Linked DNA regions of Homo sapiens: region 2 is linked to region 1. Evidence: chromatin contacts called from ENCODE Hi-C data. All regions are on one chromosome and are shown on one strand. The core of a region is the stretch at or near the end of the contact, and the rest is flanking DNA. Distances in the headings are between cores, read along the strand shown.

Region 1 (5,729 bases), core at 2,302-4,801:
TCAATCATTTTTTATGAAGACCCCCAAGATGAGCACTGAAGAAATACTCCCCTTTCTGAAATACAGTAATATTCAGCTTTGCTTGGTATCTTCTGAGCCAAAACATGGCTTAAGTGATGAATAAGTAACAGGGTGTTGCCTGAATTTTCCATATGCCTCACATTTTGGAAAAGCCTAGGAGAAAGGAAATAACTGTTAAAACATAAACATTGAGAGGGAATTTATAGTAATGTGGTTCAGTGCCCTAAGCTTATAAAGGGGCCTTGGCCACTATTGATTCCAAGTGGAAAAGCAAGACCAAAAAGTTAGGCCCAGGACAAGGCATGGTGGCTCACTCCTGTAATCCCAGCACTTTGGGAGACCAAGGTGGGTGGATCACCTGAGGTCAGGAGATTGAGAGCAGCCTGGTCAACATAGCGAAACCCCATCTCTACTAAAAATACAAAAATTAGCTGGGCGTGGTGGCACATGCTTGTAATCCCAGCTTCTCGGGAGGCTGAGGCAGGAGAATCACATGAACCCGGGATGTGGAGGTTTCAGTGACTAGAGATCACGCCACTGCAATCCAGCCTGGGCAACAGAGCAAGACTCTGTCTCAAAAAAAAAAAAAAAAAAAAAAGTTAGGTCTTGGGCCCCTCGGCCCCTCCTCCACCAGAGCTCTCTTATCTGTTATCTGTTTTACACATTGGGATTTTGCAAAATGTTTCTTGTGATGAAAGTTTCCTAATGCTAAGACATCATTTTGTAGATGAGGAACTGGAGGCCCAGCAAAATGTGGTGACTTGCTCAAGGTCACAGCAGTTGTCATTTGTTGAGCTGAGGGCGGAACTCAAATCTCAATCTCTAGTCCAATGTACTTTGTTCTATAGCATGCCATGTTCCACTTCTTCATATCTAAGCTGGGCAACTTCCTTTTAGTAGATTCTCACTCACAAGATATTAAGGATATTGCCAAAATGTATAGCACAAATCAGAAGATGAAAACTGTCATTTCTTTTTTGAATGATTGCTACAATATGATCTGGGTTCTGGCTTAGAGTTCTTACTTTGCCTCTCACAAGCTGGGTGACATAATATTTTTCTGTTGCTCTTTCCTCCCTATAAAATGGAGACACTGAAGTTCAAGTGAGTTACTGCTCAGTTTTTTTGTAAGCAAGAAGATAATAAATATGGAACATTGCAGTGATGATTGATTTATTGCTTTAATTGTACACAAAAACCCCACTTAATATTCATGAATTGTAAAGGCCTTCACTGAAATGAGCACTTCTGGAAAAACTGAATATAATCATCAAAACAGTCACCATTTATCTGGTACATAGCTTGAGTTAATTAGACAATGATCAAAGGATTCATGTTCTGCCTGCAAACCACGCACTCAGAGGTGCAATGAGAATTAAGGAATGAGCCTTAAGAAGTCATTCAACCATTCCAAATCTTACAAAGCCTGCAGTACTAAAGGAGTACTAGAGAAGAATCCACTGGTTGTCTTTTAAGTGGTAAAGCAACACAAGCACCAAGAACTTCAGTTGGTCCTGAAATTCTCTGCTTCCATTTAAGAGCTGCTTCTAAATGTGGCAGCTCACCCACTGTCTAATTAAAATGCCTTCCCAGAACAGCTTCAAATCTGACAAGGGTGAATAGTTGCCAAATGGGCTTCTTTCTTTGCTGGATCTGTAGGTAATTTGCCTCCAGCTAACAAGAATTGGCACTAAACACCAAAAATGGGATAATGAAGGCCTTTGGACACTGGGTAAGGACTGTTCTATGATGCTCAAGTGTGGAATGAGCACTGTAGTGTGAGCCCAGATTATTCTGTCCATAAACTCGGCAACTGCATGTTGGGCAATTCTATGTTACAAGGTAGCCCGAATGTTACTCAGATGAACAGTACTCTAGTGTATGCAATGGTTTCTAGTTTATTTTGTGATGATGTACAACATCCGGTTTATGTTTCTATTTGTAGATCAAGAAGAAAAAATAACCATGGGGCAAAGGACTAGTGTTGGGAGATTTGTGTTCAGGTTCTGGCCCAGTTATTGATTCTCTTTTCTGGATTAAACTTTGGGCTCCTGTTTCCTTGTCTGTGAAATAAATGGTGGGAGACAAAGATAAATTAAGGATTTCTAAAGTATGTTTCCAGTTCCAACAGCTTCTTATTTTATAGCTAAAGGTAGTAAGAACCAACAACTTTCACTCTTTGGATTAAAGTGCTCTATGCATCAAATCCCAGTGGGTTTTAAAATTATACTGAATCTAGGCCAGGCACAGTGGCTCATGTTTGTAATCCCAGCACTTAAGGAGGCCGAAGTGAGAGAATTGGTTGAGGCCAGGAATTCGAGACAAGTCTGGGCAACAAAGTGAGATCCCATCTCTACAAAAAATTAAAAAATTAGCCAGACTGGTGGGCTCCCTTAGCCTCAGCTACTTGGGAGGCTGAGGTGGGAGATTGCTTGAACCTGAGAGGCGGAGGCTGCAGTGAGCCAAGATCACATCACTGCACTCCAGCCTGGGTGACAGAGCGAGACTCCACCACACACACACACACACACACACAAAATCAGCAAACTTTGAGTAAAGCAGATTCCCCCTCCATTCCCTCTATTATGTCAGTGGGCCTCATCCAATCAGTGGAAAGGCCTTAGTAGAAAAAGACTGCGGTCTCTCGAGGAAGAAGGGAATCTGCTGCTAGACTGCATTCGGACTCGCAACTGCAACAACTCTTTCCTAGGTCTCCAGCCTGTCAGCCTACCCTGCAGATTTTGGATTTTCTAGCCTCCACAATTGTGTGAGCCAATTTCTTAAAATAGATCTCTCTCCATCTCTTTCTCTCTCTCTCTCTCTTTCTCTCTCTCTATATATATAAAATATGAGGAACCTAATAAAAATATATTCTATATATAGTTAAGGAACTTGTTCATTAAATACATGTATTATATACTAGAGAGAGATTTATTTTAATGAATTGGCTCACACAATTATGGAGAAACCAACATGATGTGTGTGTGTGTGTGTATATTTATATATAGGTTTTAGGTTGTGTACTATATATATCATATATAGTATGTGTATATATATATAATGTGTATATATTATATATACTATGTTGTGTATACATACTCTATGTAATATATACCATATATATGTGTCATGTAAACATGGATTCTCTTTTTCTCCCAACACAACCTCAGGAGGTAGATATGAGGAAACTGTGGTTCACAGAGGTTAAGGAGCTTGTCCAAGTGTACATAGCTAGCAAGAGGTAGATGCAAAATTGTAAGAACCACGCTGTCTCCATAACGCATGTGAAGACTCTTAGTTTATGCCCAGAAGAGGGAAGCTGCTCAATATTAATTCTCTTCCGTTTTCCTCTTCCACTGCCTTTTGTCTGATTACTCAGCTGTTTCTGCTAATGTCAGAGCCAGTGAAAGCCACGAAGTGTCGTACCATTCAATTTATAGCTCTCGTGCCATCAGGAATCTGCTCCAAGGTGATTCATGCTGTGACATTCTAGCCAGAAACTGAATCTGAAAGCAGCAACTAACTGTTCCACCACAGGATCTTGGGTTGCCTCAGTTTTCACGCCTACTAGTGGTCAGTTATGGGAGTGTGGTGACCCACTGAACACAGCCGCAGTCTACACTGCTGAATTCATACCCAGAGCCAACCACAGGCCTGTGCGTTGGAATGCACACCTCATTGTCTCCACTTTCATGGTGTAATTTAGAAGTGAGAAGGGAGAGTGGGTAGTGGTCTGAACCTTCCTTTCTGGCTTGGTGCTGCTCAGAGAGCAAGCTGTCTTTCTCATTTGGTAGTCTTGGTTTGGAAGCCGTAAGTGAAACAAGAACCATCCACTCTCTGTTTCTTCTCTCTTCTCCTTTGAAACCACGAAAGAGATCTGTTCCATTAGCACAAAGAATGCATTTATGCATTTTAAGTGGTTCTTTGGCAAACCAGAGGGCTGTTCTATGACAGGCTACAGACATTGTCTGTAGCTATTCATCAGATTGATAGGTGTCCTTATAATATCGATATCCCCAAATGTAACTTCATCTCCTTGTAAATTCATCGCAGTGGGGATGCTAATGTTGGCACCAAGCTATTCTATAATTTTAAGGGAAGAGGTTTTGAGAGTCCTCTGCAGTTGGCATAACACATGTTATATCCATGCTTGGATTTTGATATACTGAAATAATTTAAAATTTGAGATAATTCTACAAAGACTGGTTTATTTCAAGTTGATTACTTCCCGACTTCCAGTATGTAACATAGGCACCATTATCTTTTTAATTAAGCTGTTGCTGTAAAGCATATTTTAAAAAGGCCATTTAAAACTTTAAGACTGTATTATACATTTTTATGGTCTGATGCAATGAACAATGTTTGGCATCTGTTATATTGTATCTACAAACACAGTGTATAGCATGGGACAAAGTTACAAACATTGGAGCTTTAACTCCTTTCCCGTCTCCTGTCCCTCCATTCTTCCTAAATGATACCAAATTCTTTTCTGGTCCACAAACACGTCATTCTCTTTCATGTCTTGCATGTGCTGTCTCCTTGGTCTACAACGATCCTTCCATCCTTCATCCCCCTCCTCCTACTACACTTCACAAATTGCTGTTCACCCTTTGACACTCAGATTAAATGTCACCTCCCTCAGGAAGCCTCTTATGATTTCCTATGCTACTTCCTTGGAGCTTAATATCTATTTCCTATAATTTTCCAAAGGCATATAAATTCAAATAAAGTTATCCCTAAACTGTCTGCCAAGCAATCTTAGAAGACATGTAGAGAGCTTGAATGAAATCTGTGCTTCCAAGAAGGAAGCATGTGATGAGCATAGACAGTTCTATTCAAAGCCTTGAGGACAAAACAATATCCTCCAGGATTCTGCTTTCCCCTAACACCCAGATGGCAGGACTAATACCAGACTCCTGGAAGAGGATTTGGAAAGTGCTGGAAAACAGAAAAAAAAAATTACCCTTGATCCAATTATCCAGTAATAACCTTTGTTGATGTTTAGTAAATTTCTTTGTTTTTTGTTTTGTTTTCAATATATGTGTCTATAGACACTTTGGTTCTCTCTATTCCTGAGGCCACAGAACAAATACCCACTTCAATCAAGCTCATTGGGCCTTGCCTTTTTTTTAGTAAAGTTTTTACTGAAGTATAACATACATACACAAAAATTCACACACAAATCCAGTGTACAGATTGATTACTTTCTACAAAAATAACTTACCTGTGCAACCAGCACCTGGATAAAAAAACAGTATTTTACCAATGGCCTAGAAGTCTTCCTTGAGCATATTTTTAGTTATTACCTTCCCTCCAAAGGTAAGCATATGCATACTTCTCACACTAGATTATATTTTTGCCTGTTTTGGAACTTTGCACAAATGTAATCATCCAGTATATGTTTTTTGTTTGTTGGGCTTCTTTTGCTCAATGGTAAGTTTATGCAATTCATCTATGTTGCTGCAGGAAGCAATAGACAGTGTATCCTCAGGTAGTATTACATTTTATGAATATACTACAATTTGTCAATTCATTCTACTGTTGGTTGACATTTGGGTTGTTTTCAACTTTTGGCTACTATTGAGACAGCAGGCTAGTTGATTCCCTATTTTAAGATGATCTGGAGGAAAAGGACAAAAGCCCCTCACTCAAGCTCTAGCTTATCTAATTCTCAGCCAGTCAGTAACAAAAGACCCAAGAAGCTATTA
Region 2 (5,729 bases), core at 1,983-4,482, 1.7 Mb after region 1:
AATGGGATTATATGAAGAAAAGAACACTAGAAAAGGATAAAGCTAGAGGAAAGGCCGATACATAAAATTTTTGCTGTGCAATTCTGTACAGTGGCTAGGGGTCGTCCACACATTTGGATCTGAGCTGTTGAGCTGTTAAGATTAAGTGAGTAATGTTGCTTTAATCAGTGCATTTGTGCTGCTATGACAAAATACTACAGACTGGGTAATTTATGAACAACAGAAATTTATTTCTTACAGTTCTGGAGCCTGGGATGTCTAAGATCGAGGTGACGGCAGGTTTGGTGTCTGGTAAGGGCTAACTCTGCTTCCAAAATGGCACATTGTTTCTGCATCGTCCACAGGGGAGGGATGCCATGTCTTCACACAGCAGAAGGCCAAAAGAGAATGAACCCACTCTTTCAAGCCCTTTTATAGGGGCCTTATTCCCATCTATGAGGGCTCCATCCTCATGACTTAATCATCATTTAAAGGCCCAACCTGTAAAGCTATCACATTGGTGATTAAGTTTCAACATATGAATTTGAAGGTCACATTCAGACCATAGCAATGCCCAAAGCATGAGCTAATATTTGGTCAGGAGAGTCACAACTTTACTTGCTTCTAGGTGTGCAATAAATTTTTTTGAGTTGTGTTTATAGGGATAATACAATGTAGTTTAAATAAAAAATTTCTCACTAACATTTTTATTCCAGATTTTAATTATTATTTTCTCCCCTTATCCCTCCATTCTATATGGACTTGTTTTAAATTTTTATTTTAATGGTTCTATTAAATATTTTTTCGTTGGGCAGAAAGAATATAGTCATATACATATACCTACATATGATACATGGGCATACTTATTCATCCTGTAGTCTAAATATGTAGAGTATATGTTGCATACAGCATTACAGCAGCAGTAGTTAATATGAAATCACTAAACTTCTAGTCAGGTGGCCTGAATTGGAGTCCTTTACTCCAACTGTGTCATCTTGCATGTTTTTACTCAATTTTCTCGACTTTGGGATTAGGACAAGAATAGCAACCTCACTTAATTGTAGCCAGAAATAAAAGCGTACTGTTATAGCATCATAATAACGTTAAGACATTACCTATCATTTTTGGAAGCAAATGAGACCTACAAACACACAATTTTTAGCACAGGCTATTCTTTTTTTAGAATATCAATAAGCATAGAACTAACGAGAAAAATTTACACACAGTTTTGTATAAATATGTATATGTGTGTATATATATATATGATATTCAATAGCTCCTGGATCCATCTATTTTAATAAAAGGAATCTTGTGGAATACAAATACACTTCCCAAATTCAGGCAGTCTTGTTTTGAAGAAAAACAATCTTAGTAGTGATTTATGGGATAGAGCTCAGATGGGTTTGTGCTTAGATTGGGGCTCAGTGCAGTCTGGCACTGCCTTTAGAAGAGAGGACCATGTGCTCTTGGACTTTGACTAAGAACCTATAACATCCTAATATTGAATGACTTTATTTCAGATTTTTGCTACAACACTTAAAAGAACCCAAGTACTTTATTTATTTTATTGCAGAAAGAAGCATATCTACAAATCATCACGCTTTACTTCACCATTGTTGAATGTTTTTTCCTCCTATGTTTAAGTCAATTAAAAAACCAATGTGGAATAGACAGAAATTTTCTCATCTATTGAAGTTTTGGATATTAGTGATATCTTTTAGAGGTTTTCTATTTTTTCATATTTTCATTAAGTTTGATTAGGCTAATACTTTTTTTTTTTTTTTTTTTGAGATGGAGTTTCACTCTTGTTGCCCAGACTGGAGTGCAATGTCACGATCTTGGCTCCCTGCAACATCCGCCTCCTGGGTTCAAGTGATTCTCCTGCCTCAGCCTCCCAAGTAGCGGGGATTACAGGCACATGCCACCATGCCCAGCTAATTTTGTAGTTTTAGTAGAGACGGGGTGTCTCCATGTTGCTCAGGCTGGTCTCGAACCCCTGACATCAGGTGATCTGCCCACCTCAACCTCCCAAAGTGCTGGGATTACAGGCTTGAGCCACTGGGCCTGGCTGATTAGTTTAATTCTTTAAACATTAAGTGTACCAAAATACTAGCTTTACAATGCAGTGCACTCCAAAAAGCACATAAAGATTACTGATCTCTGAGTCATATCTCCAATTCCGGATGAACGAAGATTGGAGAGGAAAGGGATAGGCTTATGTAGCTGAGAAATGAATTCACTCAAGAGTTGATAAGCACCAAAACCAAAAACACATCCAATACTAAATGACAAAGTGTCTGTAATTTCAGATCCTCCTCCATTAAAATCTATTAATAGAGATTCAGATTTTGTGTTTATTGCTTTAGGTATGAACTATCTGAGAATCCACTGTCAGGAGTTTATTCTCTAAAAGTTAATTCATTTTGTGTTTGCATAATGAATGAATGCAATGTATTTAGAAATAGTGAGGATAATATATGCAGGAAGATAATTCTAATAGAAAAATCTCTTGAAGGATAAATACGAAAATGTTGGAAGAATAAATGAGTTATCACATAGGCTGACCAACTGTACTGGTTATCTTCAGACTGTGCTGATTTTAGTGCGCAGTGTCTTGTTTTGGAGATTCTTCAGTCCCAGGCAAACTGGGATGATTGGTTACTCGAGTTATGAGTCCAATTTCCTTGATTTTCTCCTTGATTTCATTCTAGTTTTCTATAATAGTCTAATTATTAGTTCTAATTTTATAGTAGTTGGAGATCTCATATTTATCAATTTTTAAATATATTATTGCCTTGTTAAATTAAGGATTCGTTGTTAGATGCTGTCAATTATCTATTTCAGATTTAATGGGAAATGTCCTTTCTTTAACAGGAATTTTTCAAATTAGAAGTAGCTTCTTCAGAGGTTTTATTCAAAGGAGAATGATTTTTTTTCAATGAGGTTCAAATATATACATTTGCTCTTCATCCCTTTTTCCTACCATTTTTAACCAGTGTTGGCAATGAAAATAATACACTTTCCTTTTATGAAAAAAGCTTTGATTTGTCAATAAAACAAACATGTCTTAGTTCCATGAGTTCATCATCAGGAAATTTCCAACCTAAATCTTACGGGCCCTGAGTTGAATATAATGATATCTTGAGGTACTGCAGTGAATTTGTTTTTTCTATACCTTCAGAGACTACACACAGATATCAAGACTTTCTTTTCACTTCAACAGTATGCTTCTCCTCTGTAAGACAGACAGGATGTGGTCTAGGAGAAAGTCCACACTTTAACAATAGGCCATTGACAGAATGTGTGGGGAGTACAAAGAGGAAGAGAGCATCTGTCTACACCCAAAATTATCAGAGGCATTTCTGTGTGTGAGAATCTTCGATTTCAAAAATATGTTTTTAAAGGTCACCCGTTTTCCTTCTCTGTTTTTATTGGATGAGGAAAATTGCCTTCAAGATAACAAAACATTTTAAATTCAGGGGAGGAATTGCATCACATTTTGTCTAGTTATCCCAGGCAGAAAATGAATTCCCTCAGGCACTAAACACATTTTCTTTAGCTCTTATGTATGATCTATGTGAATCAAGCTGAGAAAATGAAAAGGGTGGGAAGATGAAATCCAACTGAAAGCAACAGGGCAGAGGATCCAACAGGCAAGAAGTCCTTCTAGGAAGAATAAATGGAGAGTGCCCCAGGTGCTGACTTTATCTACAATTAATTCTGTATAACATTTTCTCATTCATTCTGCATGAGCAAAGATGCTACACAAAGTATTACAAACACCACTATTTTTCTTTCTCTTCTGTAGCCTTGATCAAATGGTAGTTAAATTTTAATTAAATTTCATATTTCAAGGACTTGCAAGAAAGTCTCTGATGTCTTAGCCCCGTGTTTGTTCTCTGCATGTGTAGCTTGTTTTAGCCTTCAGAGGAAAGTTCCCATATATAGCACTCTATCACGATGTTGACCTGTATGAACATCCAGCTGGTGCAGCTGCCAGGAGGCTGAAAGGAGAGTTAGAATGAGTTCCTATGTCTGTCTTGTCTTTTACTTTCTTCTTTTGAATGCTGTTGTGTAAACCTTTTGTTCAAATGTCTTGCCACCTGGATTCTCTTGTGGATGTGTTGCTACTCTCTCCAAAAGACTTGGCAGAGGGTGCTTCCTGTTGTACAGCAGACTTTTATTTACAGAACACCTATAAAACCACAACAAGAATAGTCAGAATATAAAAGATGGCCTTCTAATGAACGTAGTAAAACTTCAGAGCACATTCTTTAGCCAGGAGAAAGTGCTGCAAAGATGTGATTTAGGATGAGTAAGACATAAGTCAAGGTGTGGATCTTTCAGTTTCCACTAGAAAACAACACTTGGATTTCCTGGCAATGTATTTTTGTAATGACTGTGGTTTCTTTTTGTAAACTGTGTCTCAGACAGGGAGGAAGAATGAACCAACTGGATTGTGTAACTTTATAAATAGAAACAGCCATGTTAAAATAACAAGACTGCTCTGGGTTAAGGCAATGAATTTTGCTACTAGCTGTAAAGCTAGGCCACTGAATGAATATAAGATCCATCCTGCAGAGTAACTTCTAAGGCTTGCCCAAAAATGCTTAATGGGAAAAATCTATGAGAAGTCCTTGCTCCCTTCTATTGTATTCCAAGTGTTTTACTCCAAATAAATCAAAACCTTTTCTCTGCTGGATATAGTCAAGTTGGAGACACACAGGAACTTTATCCTCCACTACAAATATTGAATAATGTGCTCATATCATTTTTAATACAGCACATAGTTTACTAAACTTTGGAACAGTTTATCCATCCTGGCAGTGGCATACAGGATAAAGAGTTAACTGCCTTATTATCTGTTGAACAAGATATATGCTACATTTGCCATAGGAACTGGAACACTGAATGATTTAAATTTCATGATTGCTCTTTATTTTTGGAGGAAGAAACCCAGGTGAAAGCAGAGAAATCTCCTAATGAGGATTAAAAAAAATCAATATTTTCAATATGATTCCATGCAATTTCATATGTACTTGAAAGAGATATGTGCTGTGTTTACCAGTCAGTCAAAGTTTATAGTTCATAGCTTTTGAGTCTTTTGGGAATTACTGCATAATAGTGATGTTTTCTTTTATTTTGGTGGCTAATCCTTCATAGACATTGTTGGCAAACTAATCTTCCTGAGCATAGCCATAATCTTGGCAATCATTCAAGCTTCCCCCAATGTAATTAAAATTAAATTTATTTAAACTCTAATTAAATTTCTTTAAACTTTCTTTAATGAGAAACCGATTTGATTCATGTTTATATCTCTTGAGCTTCCCAAACACAATGTGTTGTATGTAATAGTGATTTAAACATATGTGTTGAATAAAAAATAATTATTTTTATGATTGTATTACTTTGACTCATGATTTACTTCATGTCTATATCGCAAAAAGAGCCATCCTAGAGACTGTTCATGATTTATTGGATAGAAATGCCAGCTATGCTATTTCTATGCAGGTTGAGTATTTATAATCCAAAAATTCAAAATCTGAAATTCTCCAAAATCTGAAACTTTTTGGGTGCCAACATGACACCACACATGGAAAATTCCATACCTGATTTCAGGTGATGGGTTGTAGTCAAAACACAGTCAAAACTTTGTTTCATGCACAAAATTATTTGCTGAAAAAATTACCTTTAGGCTAAACGTAGAGTGTATATGAAACATAAATTTCTTGTTTAGACTTAGTTTCCAT

The links. Hi-C counts contacts between places; a loop is a spot of excess contacts on that map. Pooled maps may share reads with other maps.
Region 2: a map with no recorded cell type shows a loop between it and region 1 (15-fold over the local background). The contact joins two enhancer-like sites. A Hi-C loop is called at or near these places in 2 of 37 single-sample maps with no recorded cell type and 2 of 50 pooled maps.

What each region holds. Positions count from the first base shown.
Region 1 is chr12:76,155,325-76,161,053 of GRCh38, forward strand. No RefSeq gene overlaps it. Among named protein-coding and RNA genes, the nearest start is that of NAP1L1, 74 kb to the left of the region's middle. Within about 2 kb of position 3,552, at least 10 of the 41 ENCODE cell types and tissues checked have a DNase peak (open chromatin) inside an H3K27ac peak, as active enhancers do.
Region 2 is chr12:77,843,904-77,849,632 of GRCh38, forward strand. All of the region lies in intron 1 of NAV3 (neuron navigator 3), which reads left to right. Among named protein-coding and RNA genes, the nearest start is that of NAV3, 16 kb to the left of the region's middle. Within about 2 kb of position 3,233, at least 8 of the 41 ENCODE cell types and tissues checked have a DNase peak (open chromatin) inside an H3K27ac peak, as active enhancers do.